Linked DNA regions of Homo sapiens: region 2 is linked to region 1. The links are chromatin loops, found by intact Hi-C in ENCODE. Cell type or tissue: dorsolateral prefrontal cortex. All regions are shown on one strand. Each heading gives the region's core, and the rest is flanking DNA. Links, peaks and the distances in the headings are about the cores only. Region 1 has its middle 54 kb from the start of ARMC3. Region 2 overlaps ARMC3 (armadillo repeat containing 3).

Region 1 (2,920 bases), core at 117-2,616:
TTTATACATTTTAGAGAGACATGAGACATCAATCAATATATGTAAGATGTACATTGGTTCTGTCTGGAAAGGCGGGACAACTGGAAGAGGAGAGGGGGCTTCTAGGTCATAGGTAGGTAAGAGACAAATTGTTGCATTCTTTTGAGCTTCTGATTAACCTTTCCAAAAGAGGCAATCAGATATGCATTTATCTCGGTGAGCAGAGGAATGACTTTGAGTTCTGTCTGTCCTTTGTCCACAGTGAAATTCCTTGTGAGGGAGGGAGGTGTGTAGCTTTTTTTTTTTTTAAATCTTAGTAGCTATGTTTTTTAGGAATAGATTTGGAGGCAGGTTTGCCCTAAGCAGTTCCCAGCTTGACTTTTCCCTTTGGCTTAGTGGTTTTGGGGTCCCAAGATTCATTTTCCTTTCACAGTGAACAGCCCCTTGTTGTCCCTAGTCATGCCTGACACCTGGGATCTCCTGCATCAGTACTCCAATTTCCATTTGATCACCAAGTATGGTTGATTCTAGCTTCTGCAGATCTTGAATGCATCCACGTTCCTCCACCGCCCTTGGCTGTGCTACTAGGACTACTCTTGTACCAGCCATGTCACTGGAGTGGATTTAGGCTCTCCTCATGCCTACTAAGTAACTATTAAAAATGCAAGTCTAATTGTCACTTCAGAGGCTTTCTACTTTTCTAAAACAAACTCCAAAGTCCTTAACAGCATGCATGGGACTGCATGAACTGACAACTTTCTTTCTCTCCCACCTCTGCTTGCCCCACTTTCTGCTGTCCAGACACTGCAGCCCCTTGTAAATTCTTCCATTGTGATGTGCTGCTTCCTGTCTCAGAGCCTTTGCATGGACTCATTTCTCTTCTTCAAATGCTCTTCCACTTCTAGGGAAACTTCCTTGACCCCTAAGAGTAGGTAAGGCCCACTGTTATGTGTCTCATGTTTATTCGCATAGGTATTAATAATTTTTTCTCTAGCGTCTTCAGTGGTCCATAAGGATCACAAGAACAAAGACTGCCCAGCCTTAGCCCTGTTGGGGCTCAGAACATGACACTCATAATTATGGCACTTGGCACACTGAGTACTTTAAACTGAGGGACGTTGGAGAGCCTCAGAAACAAGATCTCTCTGACCTCTTGAGGCAGGAGGATAGGGAATTAGGGTAGCCAAGGGTTGGGGCATAAGCAAAGGAATAGGAGTTTGCATAAGCAACAGAACAGCAGGTGCAGCCAGTTCTAGGCAAGACTGGGCAGCACACAGGCCACCTTTTCACTCCTGTAAAAACAAGACAAAAGTTTCCACTTCAGCCTCTGATTGATGTGGACCAACTCTCCACTTCAGCCTCTGATTGGTTGCAGGCCAATTGTTCTTAGGGTGTAACCAGCTGGAGGCCTCTGAAGCGCAGCTGAGGGTGTTACCGAATTCTTTTGGCTTTATAAAAAGCCCGGGGAGCATTGCAGTAGAGGAGGCTCTTGGGCCTCTTGCCTGAGCCTGCCCTTACTCTGTGAATTGTACTTTTGCTTTTTCAGTAAATCTATGCCTTTGTTACTCCATTCTTTTGTTGCCATTTGTCTTTCATTGCTTTGTTCTTTTGTTGCTTTGTTTGTGCATTTTGTTCAAGTCTTTGTTCAACAAGCCAAGAGCTTGGACAATTCATAGTCAAGACCTTCCATCCAGGAACACTCTTACCTCATGTCTTCCACCCCTCTTCTTCCCTAAAGCCAGCCATAGAAATCAGAATTCCTCCTCCCCAGAATGAGTCATAAACACTAGAACTCCTCTCCCGCAAAGCAAGCCATAACACCTAGGAAAGTTATTCTCTCCCTAGGGGTGCTGCCCTATTCTCGGGAGGAAGAAGTGATGCTCAGAGACGCCAAAAAAAGTCTGGGCAGATGGTTCTTGATAGGTTCCCCGCCTCAGTCTATCACCATTAGATCATAGTCTTTTTGTCCAATCACATTTCTACATGGCTGTCCATTCTTCATTGAACCTAAGCATAAAAATAGACAGTATTCCTGGGTCTCTGAGTCTTCATATCTGAAGGCTTCTATGTCATGTAAATCTGTGGTTAAATAGTTAAGCTTTTCTCTTGTTAACCTGTCTTTTGTTATAGGAGTGTTGGCTGTGACTCTTATAATAGGTGAGGAAAGGTATTAAACACAGCTGACACTCCTATAACAAAAGGCAGGTTAAAGGCACGGTCCTCCAGAATGTTACATCTACCCAAGACTTCTGACACCAGCTACAAGTTCAGGGATGCCCAGGGCCACCCTCACTTCGGATTGGCCAGCCACAAATTTGGGGGTCCCCATGGACTCCCTCAGATTTGATAATGTGCTAGAATGAGTCACAGAACTCAGCAAAGCGTTATATGTAGGATGACAGTTTTATTACAGCAAAGGATACAGTTCAGAACCAGCCCAAGGAAAAGATCATAAGGTAAAATCTGGGACTGGGAAGGTCCCAAACACAACGCTTCCATGCCCTCGGGATGCGTTACTCTCCTGATGTTGATGTGTGGCTATATACAGAATGTCACCAATCTAAGAAACTCACCTGGGCTTTGGTATCTAAAGATTTTCTCCAGGCTCCATGACATAGGCATGACTGATTGTATCATGGCCTACATGGTTAAACCCAATCTCTAGCCCCCTCCCCTTCTTGGATATCAGTCTAGCATCATATGGCTCAAAGTCCCGACCCCCTAACCACATGGTTGGTCTTTCTGGTGTGGTCAGTGCTCACCTTGAGCCTATCGGTGTGGCCTGGGCCTCACACTGAGTCATCTCTTAGTGTGATGTACCAAGGGTCTTCCTTGAATCACCTGATTAACACAAACTATCAGGTGTGGCTTAAGAGGCCGATCATGAGTAACAAAGACACTCCCGTTACTCTAGAAATTCCAAGGGTTTAAAGGTTAACTC
Region 2 (2,920 bases), core at 103-2,602, 100 kb after region 1:
CTAAACTTGCCTTCTGTTTTATGTCTTGTTCTCTTGAAAATCTCCCTGAGCACTCTTACTTATGACTAATGTTTCAGCTGCCTCCTTATTTGCTTATGAATCCCAAATCTGTTTCTAATTCTGACCTGTCTTCTGAATTCCTGCCTGTATTTCTGACAGCTTCCAAGCACATCCAACTATACTGCCCACACTCCACTTTGGGGAGTGTTAAGTTTCTTTGACAATCTGAACAAAGAGTAACCTTCTGAAAATGCACAAATACACTACATTCTGCATATAATTGCAGGGAGTTCACGGACTGCCTGAAGCCCACCTGTCTTCTGAATAACTCTTGAGCTAGAATAAGCAGGATCAAATCCAGATAGCCCCACTTGGCATCAGAGATTCTTCTATTTTACACAAGCACATGGCCATTGGTTATCAATTTGTTCTTCCTCAGAAACTCTCCCTTGTGGTCTGGATTGTATAACTTTGTTCGACCATAATTTTATACTCATTTGCTCTGGTTTGGGCCTTTTGTCTGGATTCTGGTTTGGGAAATGCTGTTTTGATCTATTGGTATCCATGTTCTTCAAATGGCTAGATTTAGAGGAAATCTCAAATTTTCTAATTCTGTTAATTTTCAAGGTGTCAATAAAATAACTGGTTTCTCTTTCTGTCCTTAAGAAATTAAAAAACCTGCTTCCTCGTGCTGTAACCTAGTATAGCCCACTCTGCTCTACATCTGCTACCAGTTTTCTCACACCAGACCTTCACCTGTTCCCACTATGGTAGATTAAAGCAACAACCTGTGCATGAACTAAAGTAACCCGGCCCTCATTGGAATACCAAGCAAGCACAGCACAAAAGTTAACTTCCATTGCTGAGCAGAACCTCCATTTCCCAGATCTACCTTAACATCATTCAACCAACTGCCCATCTGTATTAAAGTCGGGCTCCTTCACCATGGTCTTGCAGGTTTCCTCTATTACTGTGCAAACTTCCATTTTATAATTCAACTTATTCAACTGGTAATCTTCCTCCATCCCTTCTGACATAGCCTCCTTCCTTCTTAAATTGTTTTCATCTTTGGCAACTCTACAAAAACTGAAAAAGTATGCCAGGTAGGTCTTCAAATTCAGTGAATGCAGAGGTGGTTTAATTTTCTTATAGCCTAGGAGATATCTGGTCTGAAAGCTTGATTCTTGGAACCTCTAGAAAGATAGATGATTCCACGAAGATTCAAACTTTCTCTCTGTTCACATATCCCAATAAATTATTATGAATGAATGCTCTTCTCATTGGAAGTGCAGAGCTTTGAGAAAATCTCTCCATTCCAGAAGCAGGATTTCCCCTAAGGACTCTGATCTGCCTTAGCCATGACATTTTTGGGCAGTACTGCCCACTTCTGACCAGAACACAATATTAGGGCAGAACCAACATCTTTGAGGCCAGTGCTAGAAGATAGGTTAAATCTTTGTCATTGCCTAATTATTCTCCTCTATTTTGGTTATTTACCTCTTAACTCTTATTATCTGGCCAGATCTACCATATCCACCTCTTCCTCCTGCCTGGATTCTAGATTCTGCCTTCTTTTCAGGTCCTACCTGTATTTCTTGTTGTATTAGTCTGTTCTCAAACTGCTATGAAGAAATACTTGAGACTGGGTAATTTATAAAGGAAAAATGTTTAATTGACTCACAGTTCTGCCGGGCTGGGGAAGGCCTCAGGAAACTTATAATCATGGCAGTAAGCACCTCTTTGCAGGGTGGCAGGAGAGAGTGAATACCCAGCAAAGGGGAGAAGCCCCTGATAAAACCATAAGATCTCGTGAGAACTAACTCACTATCAGGAGAACAGGATCAGGGAAACTGGCCTTGTGATTCAATTATCACCACCTGTTCCCTCCCACAACATGTGGGAATTACGAGAACTGCAATTCAAGATGAGATTTGTTTGGGGACACAGCCAAACCATATCATTTGTCTACTTTGTATATAAACTCCTGCCTGCTTTGACCTCTATCTGCCAGACACAGCCAGCTTCATCAGACATGTCTTATTTTATATTAGTTACAGTGGCAAACTCTTAAAAACTTAACAATGAATAAGAAAGCTATATCCTAATATTCCTGTATTGAAAGCATATAATCATGAAGAAGTTTAAAAAATTTCCCACAGTTAGAAAACTCCATTTATAAGTAGATTTTGACAAATATTGCTCCTTATACTGTTATTATACAATGTAACTATCAATAGCAATTTATACACTTATTTTTACTTTCCATCATCATAAGAATATTTTTTTAGACAAGGTCATGCATTGTCATTGTATGTCAGAAACACAGTCGAAACGTCCAAACTCATAAACACACTTTCTTTAAGTGTTGTTTGTTGAGTAAACTTTTAACATGCATCTCAACTGTGGAAAGCCCAAATCAATATGCCTTTGACCTGGTACCAGTAGGAGGAAGGTGTTAATTACCATGTTGCCATGAGGTTTATGAACTGGCATTAACATCTCAGCAGGAGCAAAAGTGGCACAATAGCAACTTCTGAGAATGGATGAAGGAAAGCATCATTACATACAGATTTGTTTCCAGTAAGAAAACGTCATGCTTTTTATTTTAGGGGTACTGAACAAATGTTATTTTTAAAGGACATTATGCTATTAGTAGCATAACTATCTTGCCATCTTTATGATCTGTGTAATTAAAACACAAATACTCCTTGGTGTAGCAATTCAAGGAAAGTATTTGGTTAATATGTTAATTCATCTTTTAAATCTATTATAGCCATGCTGCAGTCAGCACTTTTAAGGTTTAGTGAACACAGCTGCATTTTGAGAACAGTCCCAGCAAGGTTGAGAAACTAATTGCCCTCAGTATCTATTTAAATTATTTTTAAAAATCTTTTCAAGAATTGTAAATGTACTGTTTTCT

The links. Peaks named below come from ENCODE experiments on the same cell type or tissue, not always from the same donor. Only the 100,000 strongest peaks of a DNase experiment are listed, where the experiment ranks them.
Region 2: it touches region 1 in a loop (2.6-fold over the local background); 1 of 110 quality-filtered maps calls a loop at or near these places.

What each region holds. Positions count from the first base shown.
Region 1 is chr10:22,872,926-22,875,845 of GRCh38, forward strand. No RefSeq gene overlaps it. Among named protein-coding and RNA genes, the nearest start is that of ARMC3, 54 kb to the right of the region's middle. RefSeq lists an enhancer at 2,421-2,920. In dorsolateral prefrontal cortex, for the core only: no CTCF peak of the experiment used is centred there; a DNase peak (open chromatin) is centred at 1,356; H3K27ac peaks cover 2,500 bases.
Region 2 is chr10:22,976,583-22,979,502 of GRCh38, forward strand. All of the region lies in intron 8 of ARMC3 (armadillo repeat containing 3), which reads left to right. Among named protein-coding and RNA genes, the nearest start is that of ARMC3, 50 kb to the left of the region's middle. In dorsolateral prefrontal cortex, for the core only: a CTCF peak has its summit at 1,413; no DNase peak of the experiment used is centred there; H3K27ac peaks cover 1,832 bases.